2 separate regions of the Mus musculus genome follow, and region 2 is linked to region 1. The links are chromatin loops, found by intact Hi-C in ENCODE. Cell type or tissue: heart. All regions are shown on one strand. Links, peaks and the distances in the headings refer to the core of each region. The heading gives the core; the rest is flanking DNA. Region 1 overlaps Pgm5 (phosphoglucomutase 5). Region 2 holds the start of Pgm5 (phosphoglucomutase 5).

The links. Hi-C counts contacts between places; a loop is a spot of excess contacts. Peaks named below come from ENCODE experiments on the same cell type or tissue, not always from the same donor. Only the 100,000 strongest peaks of a DNase experiment are listed, where the experiment ranks them.
Region 2: it touches region 1 in a loop (4-fold over the local background); 2 of 42 quality-filtered maps call a loop at or near these places.

The regions. Positions count from the first base shown.
Region 1 is chr19:24,793,797-24,802,130 of GRCm38, reverse strand. All of the region lies in intron 6 of Pgm5 (phosphoglucomutase 5), which reads left to right. Among named protein-coding and RNA genes, the nearest start is that of Gm52405, 61 kb to the left of the region's middle. In heart, for the core only: no CTCF peak of the experiment used is centred there; a DNase peak (open chromatin) is centred at 4,260; H3K27ac peaks cover 3,139 bases.
Region 2 is chr19:24,856,885-24,865,218 of GRCm38, reverse strand. Pgm5 (phosphoglucomutase 5) reads left to right here and starts at 3,377. Exons shown (of 11, transcript NM_175013.2): 1 at 3,377-3,690. The coding sequence starts at 3,430. It overlaps Gm52405 (a long non-coding RNA gene), which reads left to right and starts at 6,373. Exons shown (of 2, transcript XR_003952934.1): 1 at 6,373-6,883; 2 at 7,044-8,334. In heart, for the core only: a CTCF peak has its summit at 3,244; DNase peaks (open chromatin) are centred at 2,888 and 3,348; H3K4me3 peaks cover 2,885 bases; H3K27ac peaks cover 3,225 bases; H3K27me3 peaks cover 540 bases.

The sequences.
Region 1 (8,334 bases), core at 274-8,273:
ACAGGAAGCTAAAGGCTTTTAGTTCTAAGCACAGAGACTGTCATCCTGTGACATAGCAGTGAAGGAAAGCTGTATTACGCCTATTAAAACATCTAGAAGGAGCAACCCCAGGGGGACAGTTGATTCTCTGCTGATACGATGTCCTAGTGGACCCTGCTCCTCCATGCTCAGGTGTGGTCTTTCTCCAGGTGAGTTGTTCCTACAACAAAGTACCCGAGGCATCTAATGTTATAAAGACAAAAGGTTCGTTTAACTCGTAATTCTGGAGATTCAGAGGCACAGCAGAGGTCCCAGCAGTGCTGGTTATTACCTTGTCATAGGACCTGGTCTTATGTCACACTCAATTCCAAATGATGCATCTCCCGTGAACCTAAGTCTCAGGAACAATCATAGAAGACAGGGCAGAGAGACTGTAAGGACCAGGGTAATGTCTGTGTCCTCTGTATATGACAGGAAAGTTGCACCCATGAAATCTCAGCAACATGGATGCCTGAATAAGATCAGCATAATGACAATACCAGTGGACATGCCAATATGAACAGCAGAAATCTTATGCTGTCCCATCCCTAGATAAGTGCTACAGGAGGTCAGTGCCTCCTGATAAGGGGCAGATCAGTCTCCTTCAGGAGTAAGTTAGGACATAGGTTGTTTAACCCCTAGTGGTCAGCTCTGGACACATGTACACACACGCAAAGCTAAATGACTCAGAAGGTGATATATACATGGGCGCATAAGTACACAAGGCATATGTATGTACATGGAAAATTAATTACAAAAGAAATCCTGAACTTGAGAGAGGGGCTTGGGGAGGAGAGGGAATGGCAGGCATGAGGTAGATGCTGTGCTCATGTGTGAGGCTCTAAAACTATATTACAAACAAGCAAGAAGAATAAAAGCAGGAATTATAAAAAACACATTTTGTGAAGTTCTCAAAAAGTTAATAAAATATTATATAAGAAAAAAAAAGAATCCAGAAAAGAGAGAAACATTTCCGAAGCCCTCCTGTGAGGAGCTGGACCTGTGTTCTTCTGGGAAGTGGCATCTTGCTAAGTCCCAGTTCTGTCAAGAATACAACGAATTTAAATTACTTGCTCATCATTGAAGAATATTCTAGAATTATGGGCATTCCCCTCCAAACGCCGTCCCCTTTGATGTTCCTTGCTTATTGTGACAAATTCACTTACTCATCAACGGACGTTTATTGAATTCTCTCCTCTGCATGGTCTAGTTTGCTTTCTGTTGCTGTGGTAAACACCATGATCAACAGCAACTTAGGCAGGAAAGGGTTGATCTCCTTATAACTTCCAGGCCAGAGTCTATTACTCGTGGAAGTTAGGACGGGAACTCAGGACAGGACACTGGAAGTAGGAGCACAGTCAGAGGCAGTGAAGGAAGATTGCTTGCTGGCTTGTTTCCTCGGCTCATTCAACTCCATTCTTACACAGTCTAGTCCCACCTGCCAAGGTGTGGCACTCCCTACAGTGGGCTGCCCCTCACATCAATTATTAATCAAGCAAAGACACTGCAAAAGTCCCAGCCTGACACCATATTGCATGTGTGTGTGCATGTGTGTGTGTGTGTGTGTGTGTGTGTGTGTGTGTGTGTGTTGATGATGAGATGAGCCACTATGTCATGAAGAGATGGTAGAGAAAGAGGAGCAGAATGGTTTGTGCACTATGAAGAGAGGCTGAACTGGAGACCACAGGGTGGGGAGAAACAGCCTGATACGATTCGCCTGCACTGCCGCCTAAGGCTATGATATCCCTGCCTTGTGCTGCTGCTGAGGGGCGTGTCTGAGTCTGTGGCCCCTGCAGCAGTGGGGGATCTGTGTCAGTATCCATGGCCCGTGTTACCACCAAAGGCCATGTGGATGTTCCTGCTCTGGTCTGCTGCCTGGGGCCACATGTTGATGTTTGAGGGCTTCACAGAGCTGGCCCTGCCCCCTCACCAGCTACAGCATTTGGGAGAGCTGTCCCCACTCCTCACTGGTTATAGCATTGAGGCGAGCCGGTCTGCATCTTGCCTGGACAGCACAGTAGAGCTGGCTCTGATGGTATGGGCATTGGAGCTGGCCCTGAGGGCAAGGGGTGGTGGTGGTGGTAGTGGTGGTAGTGGTGGTGGTGGTGATGGTGGTGGTGGTAGTGATGGTGGTGGTGGTAGTGGTGGTGGTGGTGGTGGTGGTGGTGGTAGGGGTGGAGCTGGACCACTCCTTGTCAGGGAAGTGCTGGAGAGGTGGCCCTGATGGTGTGAGCACAAGAGAGCTGGTCCTGCTCTTTGCTGGCTGCAACAGGCAGAAGAGATGGCCCCGACCCTCAACCAGGCAAAGCAGGAGGGATGGCCTTGGTGGTGCAGGTCCAGGAGAGGTGGCAGGTTGAAAGACTCAGCTACCACCTAGGCCCAGATCCAGGGCTTTGAGTTGGCCCACCCCAGCATCTACTCCATCTATGATACGCTGGAGCATGTGAAGGGGCTGGCCCTGCAGATCCAAAGCTGCAGGATCTCTATGACACAGGCCAACAGGGTACCTGAGAGGAGCCCCAGGCAGAATCCAGTATTGATAGAGTAGCAGAAGTCAGAGGCCTCGAGCCAGACCAGTGACTCATTGCAGTGAACATTTACAAGTAAAGCTGGGCAAAGGAGTATATACTGTGTGACACACTGCAGCTTCCACAGAGAGAGAGTTTTAACTATTTTTATTTTAGGGTAGAGGTTGCAGGGGCAGAAGGCAGATATGGTGGTGATTGGTGTTCATGATACAAAATTTACAAAGAATTAATAAAAAAAAAAAAAAAGGAAAAGGAAATGCCCCTCAGGCCAATCTGATGGATGCCAGTCATCCCTCCCAGGTGTGTCAGGTTGACAAGATTAAGCCATCACACTTGGTCTGGGAGGGCAGCAAATAGGCTCAGATTTCTGACTTAGTGAGAGAGTGAGGTATTAGTGGCAACACATAGGATATAAGGCACTCCTTCTATACAGGCGACTCGTTAGTGGAGAAAAGTTGAGCTGAGGTGACCAGGACTTGGTACAACCGTCTTATCTTCTTTTACATTATGAGCATCGTCGTGGGAACCCAGGAAAAAAACACCTTAAAAATGGACCATGCCTTCTTTGCTTTTTATTTCGATTTGAGTAGAGTGCTCTGACTGCAGCAGTGGCCCCTGTGGTGGTGAGATGGGATGAGCTAGGTCAGGAAGAGAGAGTTCACTATGCATCAAACCACCCACTGGAGTGACAACATCCAAAAGTGCGGTGGCAAGAGCCCAGACTTCAGCTTCACATCGCTCCAAGGTTGAGCCTGAGACCCTTGTTACTCGTTATCAGGTAGATGCACCCCTACCTAAAGTTTCACCCCCACCTAACCTTTCACCCCACCTAACCTTTTACCCTACCTAACCTTTCACCCCACCTAACCTTTCACCCCACCTAACCTTTCTTTGCTTATTTTCTCATTTGTCAAACAAAAGTCAGCTTTATTGGGTTGTCATGAGCTCAAATGGGATTATTAATGTAGGTGCTTGCTGGCCGTGCAGGAGGCCCTGGATTCATCTCCATCACTTGCAGATGGGAGTCGTAAAGTAATGAGGTCCATATGGAATAAGAACTCAGTGAATACTATCTGGCATTTTTTTTAAAGGTTATTACTTATGTCCTTTGTCTTGTTATTTTCTCCCTCACTCAAGAATCCCATATTATTGAACCATTTATTGAAGACAATCCCATCTCTAAATCATAATCCTAACGTTATGACAACTGGAAGCAAACCTAAGCGCCATAGCCTTCACGGCTCTCGAGCTGAAAGCCGTGGTCCTTATATTTCTGGTCTGATTCTGGTACCTACCGTATACTAGATTCCCTGCCTTCTCCTACTGTTGGCTACTACCTGAAAGATGAAAGGGACATGGGTCAAGCATGCAAAATTCCCTCCTACTGGGCTTGATGGAAGCATCCTTTGTCAGCAGATCAATTTCTAGATCTTGGGGACCACACTTGAATGCCACCCTTCCTCCACCAAAACTGTTCAGTAATTTCGAGCCACCATGCACAGCTGCCCACAGCAGCCCCACCCATGAGACTGCCAGGCACTTTTCTTAGTCAAGTCCTCCTTTGTCTAGTTATAAATTATCTTTCATTTTAAGAAGAAGATTCCAGAATGTGGAGCTGCTGGGCATGAGGTTGGGGTATGCCGCCCGCTGCGATTTACACATGAACAATGAAGGTCAGGAAATCCAGTGGTGTGAGGTGCTTGCAGGAACAGAGAATGCTGCTGGGCTCATTGGGAAGAGAGTCACAGGCCGACAGGAAACATCTGCTTTAATCTGCTCCAACATCAACAGAATCGATGTGGCGGGAGCCTGTTGTTACTGTGCGGGTTCCACTTCTCCAGCCAGGGCTTGGCCGAGATCAGGGCTGTTTGGACAGGCAGCACCATATGGTCTCCTTTGTCAAAATGTGGATGTAACAAGCAGCAGTATTTGGGAATATCCTGCGGCTATTTTTCTATTTAGAGGGACTGTTTTCTTCTTCACCCTGCCAGCTATCTGTTTCCCTCGCTTCCCTTTTATGTTTTCTCTTTTTCCTTCTCGGTATATTTCCATCTTGGGTTTCCGTGCTTCTCATCCTGGGTTCTAACGCCACAGGAGCAATGAATGCAGTGAGTTTGTGCCCAGGAGTATCTCAGCATCTGGAATTGCCGTGGGAACTCACAGGCACACGACACAGCCATGAAACCATAGAGGTTGTCCACTGCACGTAGGACGTATCTGCCTCCTTTTGCCTTAAGAATCACTTGTGCTGGGGACATGGGGTAAATGTGACTGCCAACAAGCTCAGAGACCTGAGTTTGATCCCCGGGATCCACAGAGTGGAACAGGAAAACCAACTCCTGCCAATTGTCCTTTGATTTCCACATGTGGACCCCTACCCATATACACATGAACACAAAGTGAATCAAATATTATTTAACAAATGTAAAGGTGCTGGTGAGATGGCCTAAGTAGGTAAAGGTGTTTGGCAGGGAAACTCAGTCACATGAATGGGATCCTAAAACTCATGAAAGGTGGAAGGAGAGACCAAACTTCACAAAGTTGATTTCTCCTACCACACACACACACACACACACACACACACACACACACACACACACAGAGAGAGAGAGAGAGAGAGAGAGAGAGACAGAGACAGAGACAGACAGAGAGAGGGAGAGACCCACACATATATATCAGGTACACATAAACACACAGACAATAATAATAACTGAAACAATAATCGGTTATCTGGAATTAACTAATAATGTTTCTTTTTATCTTAGTTTTCATTACTTGAAAAAGTAGTATTGCTCCTGTGTGTATTATATATGTCTGTGTATTTTGCTTGTGCTTATGTGTGCATATACGTGTGCATGGAGGCCAGAGGTTGGTGTCTTCCTTAATCTGCTTTCCACAAGGCTGGGCCCTGTGCCCATAGGAGGGTAGGAGGGGATGGAGGAGGCTTGTTCTGAGAGGCAGCATCCTGGGAGACCCTGAAGCCTACGTTTGCGAGGAAAGCATCCAACAGAGCCTAAGTTTGCAAGTGAACTAAGAGATTAAGATTTGGACCTGGGGACACTTGACCTAAGCAGGGGACTCCAAACACCCCCTGAAGCCTGGGAGGGTCTCAGGAGGTGGGACAGCTGAACTGGTGGGCTTGGGAATGAACAGGGAACTATGGTCAGGACAGGGATCAACTTGGGTTAGACAGAGCCCTAATTCATCATTACATAAAATTTTCTTTATTTTTACCTCATAGCATTGTTGTTATGCACTTAGACTTTAATTTTTTGGTGTGTGTACATGTATGTGCTCTTGTGTGCATGTGTGCCTCCTTGCACATGTGTGTTATGTAATAATGTGTATAGGAGTGCAGCTATAAGTAGATCAGAAGATAGCTTTCAGGAGGTTATGTCTTCTGTCTTGTGTAAGGCAGGGTCTCTCTTGTTTCTGCCATTGTGCTGTAGACTCTAGACTATGTGGCTTGCAAACTTCTGAGAGATTTTCTTGCCTCTGCCTCCTATCTCACTGTAGGCATGCTGGTATTACAGATGCTCCAGCACCTTGGTTTTTTGACTCTTCGGAATCCCAACTGGGTAAATGTTTTTATTGACTAAGCCATTTCCCTAACCCTATTCCTTCAATTCTTGATCATAAGTGTGTTATAGCAGAAGGTATTTTAATGTAATGTACTGTGCCTTAATAATATGTATTGATTTGAATAATTTCTAGACATGGTATTTATGTCTCAATGTGCATATGTCATATACATACATTTTTGTTGAATTAAATTTATCCTCTTTCAGAAAATTCCATTTTCTAGGACTTAGAAATGAGTGTAGAAGAAACCAATATTGTTGTTGCTATTTTAATGGTACCATTAAAGGCAGCATGGCTGGTGTGTATTGAATGATGCCCAAGTCCTATGAGGTATAGTGCATTTGCTGCAGACCTGAGCTAAATTAGCCATGCCCAGGAAAATTGAGAAATAGAGAGGCTCCCCCATAAGTGTTATGCATGACTTTGTGCCATCTACAAGAAACTGGATCAGTGGGAGAAAAGTAAACTTTGGGTGAGGTCCTTTTAGCCAAAGAAGTCTATCTAAGAAGTCACGTGTGGTTCTGATGGTATCTATACCAGCACATAGGGAGATGGCATCTATACCAGCACATAGGGAGATGGCATCTATACCAGCATATGATGAGAGCTGCTGTATAAACAGCCCAACTCCCTTGCCCCTCATGAGGGAATCTCAAGATGGGCATTTCCTCTAGCTCCCAAAGGGCCCTCGTGGGATTAAGTTCTTGCCACCCCTGAAAAAAACTGGCCTGAGATCCTAACTTATATTAGTTTTTTCCCCCCTTTATCTGTTTATCTGTCTTCTCACTGGTTTTCTTACCAGCAGAATAAGCTATGTGTAGTTGAACCTCTGCAGGATTCAAGTCTCTCCCCAGAGAACTCAAAAAAAGGTTCCTTTTTTCTCATTGACTCTTGAGATGTTTTAAACCATGCCAAATCTCACCCTGCATATTGACCCAAGCTTGGCTTCTGTAAAGCAGGCAACGAAAACATTGAAACATCCCACAGTTACAATAGTTAACTTAGAAAGTGCTCGGCTCTGGGGAGTTATCTTGGACCTCTTTGAATAGGTAATCCCAAAGGGGCATTTCTACCTTTGATGGTCATGTATAACTTTATTATTTTATGAGATTAGCTGCTATGGAACTCTTTTATGGAAAGAGATTTAAGAAAGTCAACAAGATACACATCTGCCACGAGGGCAATTTTATCTTAAAAGTGGGATTTCCCTTCAGCCTAGAATGCTGACTGATTTTTTTTTCTTCTCTAATGGGGTTCAGCAGGTTGACAAGAAAGCCGGGATGAAAGACAGATGGAGGTGTGAAGATTGGCTAGCCCAGGTCCCATGAGTCTCCAGCCTTTGCTCAGCTCTTCGCCTGTTATAACTATCTCCTTCTAGCCAGACAGTGCCTGTCACTCGCAGCCTGTCACCAGGCACGGCTTCTTATCTCAGTCAGCAGAAATTCTTATGAAGTGGGTTTTCTTGTCAAAGCACCCAGAGACTTGCTGGGACTGGGTCTGGAGGCCCCTTCATTGATAGTGGGTTATACTTGGCTAATCTAGCAGAGAAGCCCTTCAGCCCACCCCCAAAAGAAGGTCGAAGGAGCCAGGGAAAACACTGGCTCTGGGCTTCCTGGGACTTGCGTCTCTCTTAGTAGGAAGCCTTGATCTGTGGCCCTGAATGAGCCACTTCATGCAATACTGTTCTCTTACCCCCTCCCCCATCAGATCAATATCTAGGACACAGAATAGGCCTTTCTAGCTTCAAAATGGACCCGAGATGCAAATTTAGTGCTGGGAATTGGTTCATTACACACCTAGTCTTGCCAGGAAACTTGCAAACACTTGGGATCAATACTTGCCCTGTAATGGGTCCTGACTAAGGCTGTGCATAGTCTTTCTCCCCGGTTGTCATGGAAGATCACCCTTCTATGCTGCAACCCAGAGGTCCCGGAATTTGATGGTATATACCAGAATGTAGGGAGAGCCAGGGAAGAGCTCTTAGTTCTGCTTCAGTTGGACTGTCTGCCCTGCTACTGGCTTCTCAGTTGGCTTTAGTTGTACCGTCTGTGGTATAGGAGCCTCTGATAGTATCTTCTCTCAGCTTGGTTTCACTTCACATGAGACATATCACTGCCAAAGTCCTCCCGAATGCCTCCAGGGAGCAGGGAACTTAACTCTCTGCCTTTGGTCTCTCTCTTTTGCTCTGTTTCAGTCCTGACAAAAG
Region 2 (8,334 bases), core at 121-8,120, 63 kb before region 1:
TGAATGAGCCAGTCAGGCTCAGATGTTCAGTTTCTGTGTCTTTTGAGCACACACACCTATCTCTTAGGGTTGGTGGTCTTATTTAAATAGTTGGTGCAGTGCCTGGCTTGCTGGTCTTAGTATTATAAAGTGAGTCTGATCACTGTTGCCATCATTATCATTACTTAGACATTATTACTAAAAGAATAGTGACTAACTCAATTGTTACATTGCTATAAGAGAGTCTTTTTAAAAAATTTTTAAAAAATTTTTTGTTAGATATTTTCTTTATTTACATTTCAAATGTTACCCCCTTTCCTAGTTTCCCCTCTGAAAATCCCCTATCCTCTCCCCCCTCCCCCTGCTCCCCAACCCACCTACTCCCAATTCCTGGCCTTGGCATTCCCCTATGCTGGGGCATAGAGCCTTCACAGGACCAAGGGCCTCTCCTCCCATTGATGACCGACTAGGTCATCCTCTGTACATATATAGCTAGAGCCATGAGTCCCTCCATGTGTTTTCTTTGATTGGTGGTTTAGTCCCAGGGAGCTTTGGGGGTATTGGTTAGTTCATATTGTTGTTCCTCTTATGGGGCTGCAAACCCCTTCAGCTCCTTGGGTCCTTTCTCTAGCTCCTTCTTGAGAGAAAGGGTCTTATTCTTTGTATCAAAGACTACTGATTTTGAGTGACCAAGTTTAACCTTTTAGCCTGGTATCAAGTACAATAATATAAATTAGAGAATTAATGGTAATGAAGAACAAGCATTTTTATTGACCCATATATGCTCTGTAAATAATAATGCATAAGAAGTTACCAGCTCAAAGTGTAAAAAGAAATTTTGGGTGTCAGCAAGATGGCTCAGCAGGTAAAGGTGCTTGCTGCCAAGACTGGATACCTAAGTTGGATCCCAGAACACACATGGTAGAAGAAGTGACTAGATTCTGGGAAGTTGACCTCTGACCTCCAAATGTACACTGTGGCCCACACACCTATGCACAAGAAAATACATAAACTCATAGGAATTTCTAAGAGAGATCCAGTTCTCTGGCAGTTTGATTTTGGAGGTAGCTACAAGATACCTAGACTTTTTAAGGGCCTGTCCATGAGTCTTTGGAGGCTAGCAGAAGTCAATGAGAAAAATTAACATAGGTGTTGATTTCCTATGCCTGTCTGCACTTGGCCCAATGTGAAAAGCATTTATTGTAAATTAATGGAGTTGTGAAAATTATGGCTTTGGGAAAGTAATTCAGTGATTCCCAAAGAGTGATTCCCTAAGGGCACTGATGTATTTCCCAGCGTCCTGGATAGAAACGTCAGAGACACGGAGTATGAACGTTCTAAAATTTCAGAAATAGTCTCATCAAAGTGCTTCATGTCCTGATCTAACGGAATCCGATCTTTTTCCAAACTGTTTCCAAGGGCTTCCAGTGAAGCCCTGCTTCCTGATCCTCCTGCCTCGGGCTGGGGTTATAAGCATGCAGAAACACACCTAGATTCTGTCAGCTCGACCTGCTGCCTTTCCTATAATCTGATAAGTTCCTAATTGGAATATGGATAAGATTAATATGTTAATGGTTCAAAAGAGAAGACAGAATGACGTCATTGGACGTGGCCCTGAGACATAAAGCAACCTGTGGAACACTCTTTGATCTGTGTTCATTGGTGTCTCAGATAAGGACCCCAAGGTTAAATAAGAGTTGGAATGCCAGAGTGAAGTTGAAGCAGGCTCTTTACCGCAGAGCCTCCAAGGTCTTCAATGCACGAACGTGCTCTATGGTCCTATAAGAATGGAATGGGGATGACGGCTTTCAACAGTTGCTTTATCCCAGGATCTCACTGGGGAAACACAGGTCTTGCTGAGTTTGGCGTATGCTTGGTGTAAAGATGGTGGTTGGTGCTGTCTCAGCAGCAAGGAGATACTGAAGAAGAAAGGCAACACAGGTGCTCCTGTTTCACACCAAGACTTCGGGGTGGTGCTAGTGACTCAGAGAAGGCAGAGAGGCATCCCTAGGTCAGAGAGCACCCCATTTCTCTTGACTCACCTTGTAAAGAAGCTGAGCTCAGCACAGGAGCATCCAGCCTGGAGACTAGGACTGGGTTCTTATCTCTGCCCACCTAGGACGGGGGATGAAGGACGTGCCAGCCTTGGTGCTTATGAAGCTGGCCTGCCTCCCTTTCCCTCCTTTCCCATTGCATTGAATCTTGGGAATTACTCTAGTCCCACACCTCCTGCGAAGCTTTCTCTGCTTTGTCCTCTGTCTCTCCACACACTGTAGATGGTTGGGTTCACAGCCGTGTGCCGAGCTCAGTCCCCACCCCCCCCTTTAATTCCCTCCCTTTTCACTCCTCTCTATATGAAGATTTTCCTGGTTTTGGATTTGAGGAGGATCAGAAAGAAAGGCTTCAGGCAAGGGGGCCAAGCACAGTAGGTGGCACCTCACCTTTGTTTCAGTTGGCTTCGTTCATTCATTCCTGGTGGACATTAAGTGCGTTTTAATCGCCTACCGAAAGTATTTTATCCAGAGTTCGGTAGCGTGGACAGATGCAGTGTGAGGGAAGCCGATTTCTAAGCAGATGTGTAGGAAGGACAAGCAGGAAAAGAATAAGAAAGTATGTGTTTGTTGCAGTTACAACAACAATGAAAACAAAACAAAACAAAACAAAACAAAACAAAACTCCCACCTGGAGAGATGCTACAAATGTAGATGCTGGGGTAGGTCCTGTGGACTAAAGGGGCCGACAGGGTATGATTCTGCACAACAAATGTTCCTGCTGAGTGTACACACACACACACACACACACACACACACACACACTCACACACACACTCACTGCCCAGCCTTCAGTTTCACCTCTGGCAGAGCCTAACAATTCTCAGCTCTCCTTTCCAGGGTTATTTTTGGCTAGGGCTGTTCTCTGATGGCAAAAGGTTTTAGCCCCCTCCCACCTCCCTCTCTGTCCTTACTAGGGAGAGAAACTTGCACTTGAGCTAAGCAGACTCAGGGTGTGGGGAGAGAGGGCTGTGGGCTAGGCCCCTGGCTAGCTCAGACTCCAGTGCCAGGCTGTCTTCTAGTGGAGAGTGGGCCTCTGGAGGAGCTGGAAGGCTGAGTCGGGGCACTGGACTCAAGAGTGTGGTGTGGCTGGGGACACAGGAGCTGGTCCTAGAGCTTGGCTTTGAGACACTCCCAAAGTCAGGCGAGCTGGGGAAAGGAATTGAGGACAGCTGGGCGATCCTCTGGAAAAGAGCTGGGCTGCAGAAAACTATCTGAAGGTGGAGGCAGACTCCACTCTGGGACGTTGAGGGGGACAATCCGAGAGTAGCGACGGGAGGGTGGAGAGGGGCGGGGAGGGCGCAAGGCGGAGCCGGGAGCAAGGCCAGACCGCGGGGGCCCGGGAGGGCGGCAGATCCCCGAGGCTCCCGCAGCCGCGGCAGGACCGGCCAGCGGCGCCATGGAGGGGAGCCCCATCCCAGTGCTGACGGTGCCCACGGCGCCCTATGAGGACCAGCGGCCGACCGGTGGCGGCGGGCTGCGACGGCCCACAGGGCTCTTCGAGGGCCAGCGCAACTACCTGCCCAACTTCATCCAGAGTGTGCTGTCGTCCATCGACCTGCGCGACCGTCAGGGTTGCACCATGGTGGTGGGCAGCGACGGCAGGTACTTCAGCAGGACGGCTACTGAGATCGTGGTGCAGATGGCTGCGGCCAATGGGGTGAGTGACTCTCACGCCCCGGTTTGCGGGGTCTCCACACCCTGGTCACCTCCCTGTGCTCTTTCCAGCTTCCCACCCGGGCGCACTGGCAGCCACTAGGCACAGTGGGACACTGGCCTTAGAGGAGCTGCTCTTCTCAAAGCCCCTGGGCTGGAAACTTAGGCTTCTCCGGCACCTGTTGTACTTTCTGCTGTATTCGTTCTGCATCCATTTTCCACTCCATCACAGCCTTGGGTGTCCCGTATTCCTCCAAGCGATTTATTGCCCACCTCCCTACACAGACTTTTTTCGAGTCTGCCAATATAATCTCACTCCGGTATTCTTTTATTCTATTTATTATTATTATTATTATTATTATTATTATTATTATTATTATTATTATTGCCGTAATCCTCTCTCTCCAAATCATAGCTGCCAAATTTTAACAATTATCTGCGTGGGCACACTCCAGTATTGAACCATGTGCTATTTGTCAAGACTGGGCCCCAACACTTCACTCTAGCCCAGTGGTCCTTTAGTGGTGACTTTGATTGGGACAGGAATGGTTTGGATGATTTTGGGGGCTTTGCAACCTTGGCTCTCAGTTCCCAGGAGGTCTCTAAAGGATGTAAGTGAGACTCGCAGCAGCATTCTTAACGCAATTCCTATCGCCCCTCCAAGATGCCTTCAGCATTGACCAGCCGGTCCTCTTCCTTCCCATCTGCATCCTCATTCTCTCTCCCTTCTAAGACCTCTGCAGTTTTTTTCTGCAACCTTGATTCTTAGACTTTGAGTTTCTTTCTGTCTGCTCCCTCTTCCCTACCCTACAGACAGAAGCACCCCCTTAAATGGTAAATCCATCCTGCTCTCCCCACCCCTGCTTAGCCCCAAATCTAGTTACCCAAACTTGTGACTAGCAAACTTTAGGGGGGGGTGGGTCTCTGAATTATCTGTAGGAAGTTTCCAAAAGTCATTTGAGCCTGGTGAACGCGATCAGATCCACACCCATGAAACTTTACCTGAGTGCAATCTCTTGCCGATGTCCATCTTTAAAAGTGAAAGCAGATAATTACCTGTCCTGTGGATTCTGGCCATTCCACCCCTCTCTCTCTGTTTTCATTTCTCCTTAGTGTTTCTTCATTAGGGCCGTCTATGCTTCATGTTCCCTACTGTGATTTTTCTCTTCTCAGCGTTTTAGGAATGGCATGGAGGAAAAGGTGTTTTGTGAGTTTTTTGTTATTGTTACTTTGTTTTTTAAGACCCCAAAAGCAATCACGGGAAATGGTCCCTGGAGTTTTAGAGCAGATTCCAGGCTGGTATTTATCTCTGGCTCTTCACCTGGGATTGATGAATGTTGGCTGGAGTTCTGTTGGTGAGAGATTGACAAATACTCTTTCCCTCTTGTCTGACAAAACTATTCCTGGGCATGATGGAGGATAATGAGCCCTGGGAGCGCTGTAACACCGCTCACCCTCCTCCACACTCCAGTTTGCCAGGCGGTGAGAGGAATGTAGCCTGCCCAGTATTTATTGTGGGTCAGAATAGTTATTGAAGATGACTGTTGATATTCATCTCAAGCAATGGCTTGGACCAGTCTCCTTTTCATTTTTTTTCTCACCTTCCGGGAGACCTGTTCTGGAGTGAATAGTCAGATGGTTGGCTCTAGAAAAAAAGTAGCTTGGCAGGACTAGAAAATAATGAGCAATATTGGTCCTTGTGTGATTGAAAATGGATGTGAACTCACTTGCCTTCTAACCTACAGGCTGCATGAGGCTGAGAGGGTTGATGGACCTGAGTTTCTAAAGCCTTTATAATAGATTCCTGACTGGACATTCATAACCAGGATACAAAAGTAGCAAGCTAGAATGTATTCCTCTCTGAACTGGAAAGTCTGATTATCAAGTGGCCTGCCATTCCTCTATCTGAAAAAACTTGGTTTTGATTGAAAAGTGACTGTGGTGGTTTGAATAAGAATGGCCCCCCATAGGCTAATACAGTTGAATACTTAGTCACCAGGGAGTAGAACTTTTTAAAAGGATTAGGAGGTGTGGCCTTATTGGAGGAATTGTGACCCTTAGGGGTGGGGGTGGGGTGGAGGTGGAGCTTTGAGGTTTCAAAGGCCCATGCCAGGCCCAGCCTCTCTCATCTGCTGCCTCTGGATCAGGATGTAGAGTTCTTACTACTTCTCCAGCGCCATGTCTGCCTGTGTACCTCCATGCTCCCGCCATGATGATAATGGACTCAGCCTCTGAAACTGTAAGCCAGCCCCCAGTTCAATCCTTTCTTTTATGAGAATGGCTGTGGCCATGATGTCTCTTCACAGCAATAGAATGCTGACTAAGATAATTAATTTTACAAGGAAGTTTTTTTTTTTTCTAAGATGTACTTGGTATTTGTTAATATAATTGCTGGAGGAGACAAGAATTATGAAATTTCTAAATGGTGAACATATTACATATATTTTACTAGTTTACAAACTTCAAGTTGACATATTTTACACTACTGTATAACTTGGAATTTGAACATTCTAGGACAAAATTAGGAGTATAGAGCCAGAAAGATGGCTCAGCAGGTAAAGTTCCTGCTTCCAGGCTTGATAATCTGAGTTTGGTTCCCAGAACTCATGTGGTAGGAGAGAACTGACTTTTGCAAGTTGTCCTCTGTCACATGTACATTGTGAGATGCATATATATATGTATGTATGCATGTGTATGCGCCCACATACATACACAATAAATAAGTGTAAAAAATTAAAAATTATGGTTGGAACAGTGCATGTCTGCACTCTTACAATACACACCACATCTGACACACATAAAGATAAATAAAATGAAGAATTTTATAATACATGAAAATTTATACCTTGCAGAAATGTCAAGACAGGATTTATTGACAGCCATAGTCTTGACTCTAAACATTTTATAATGTTTATGCCATTGTTTTGGGATTAAATGTTTTAAATTTTCTTAAGAGAAATAGCATTTGTCCATAAATTCTTCAGTATGGATCCCTTAATAAATAAGATTCTTCCCCTACGTAGTTATAACTCAACGGTTGGGTTCACTCAGTTGTTTTGAAATTCTTTTATGGGTGATTTACTCAAACCAAGTTCTCCTGATCAAGGAGTAAACATTGCATTCGGTAATGTTGGTTAAGTTTTAATCTGTACAACACTCTCCCGCTTGCCTGTCTGTGTGTGAGTCTGTCTGTGAAGGTGACTTGTCTGAGGAGAATCAGTGACTCTGTCTATGAAGGTGACTTGTCTGAGGAGAATCAGTGACTCTGTTTATGAAGGTGACTTGTCTGAGGAGAATCAGTGACTCTGTCTATGAAGGTGACTTGTCTGAGGAGAATCAGTGAATCTGTCTATGAAGGTGACTTGTCTGAGGAGAATCAGTGACTCTGTCTATGAAGGTGACTTGTCTGAGGAGAATCAGTGACTCTGTTTATGAAGGTGACTTGTCTGAGGAGAATCAGTGAATCTGTCTATGAAGGTGACTTGTCTGAGGAGAATCAGTGACTCTGTCTATGAAGGTGACTTGTCTGAGGAGAATCAGTGACTCTGTCTGTGAAGGTGACTTGTCTGAGGAGAATCAGTGACTCTGTCTGTGAAGGTGACTTGTCTGAGGAGAATCAGTGACTCTGTCTATGAAGGTGACTTGTCTGAGGAGAATCAGTGACTCTGTCTATGAAGGTGACTTGTCTGAGGAGAATCAGTGACTCTGTCTATGAAGGTGACTTGTCTGAGGAGAATCAGTGACTCTGTCTATGAAGGTGACTTGTCTGAGGAGAATCAGTGACTGTGTCTATGAAGGTGACTTGTCTGAGAATCAGTCCAGTTACCTTGCAGAATGTTTCTTCCAGGCTTTTCACATTTCCTTTAATGGCACCACTCAGCTCTTCATTCTACCCTGGTTTTCTTGTTGGAAATTAGTTCTGAAGACTTGGCTTAGCCCACTTGAGTTACTACTGTAACACAATGCCAGGGACTGGCTAGTGTATAAACCCCAGAACTCATTGCAAAGCAGCTCTAGAGGCTGCAGGCCCAAGGTCCAGGCTCTGGTTATTTTGGTGTCTGGTGAGGGCCCATTTTCTGGCTCACAGAATGGTGCTTTCTTACTGTAGCTTCACTAAGTGGGAGGGCCTAGCTAATTCTTCAGGACTTTAAATGTCAACCACAAGGACTCCATCCTCACCACCTAATCATTCCCAGAATGCCTTACCTCCAACCGTCACCTTAGGCTTTCAATGTATGAATTTTGTGGGACCGGAACATTCAGCCCGTTTGCAAAGTTCAGTGGATTCAGCTTTAACTTACTTTCTAGTGAGAGTATTTCAAAGCCTGATGTGGGGGGTACAAGCCTCTGATGCCAGCATTTGGGAGGCTGATGTCAACTTGGGCTACGAAGTGAGACTGTCTCAAGGAACCAAAACAAGAACAAACATAGTTAATTCAGTATATTCGTTTTTCCAGACATTCAGTTTTTCTTCTGCTCCATCCTCCCTGTCCTACAGCTGGAATCACCTTTTGGAATATCCACTTGGTCTCCTCACTGTCACCCCCTCATCCCAATTCAGAAACACATCAATCAGCACTCTGGGGGTCGGTCTCTGAACTACCTGTATCTTGTGAAACACCGCTGTGTGGTCTCAGCATTCCTGTGA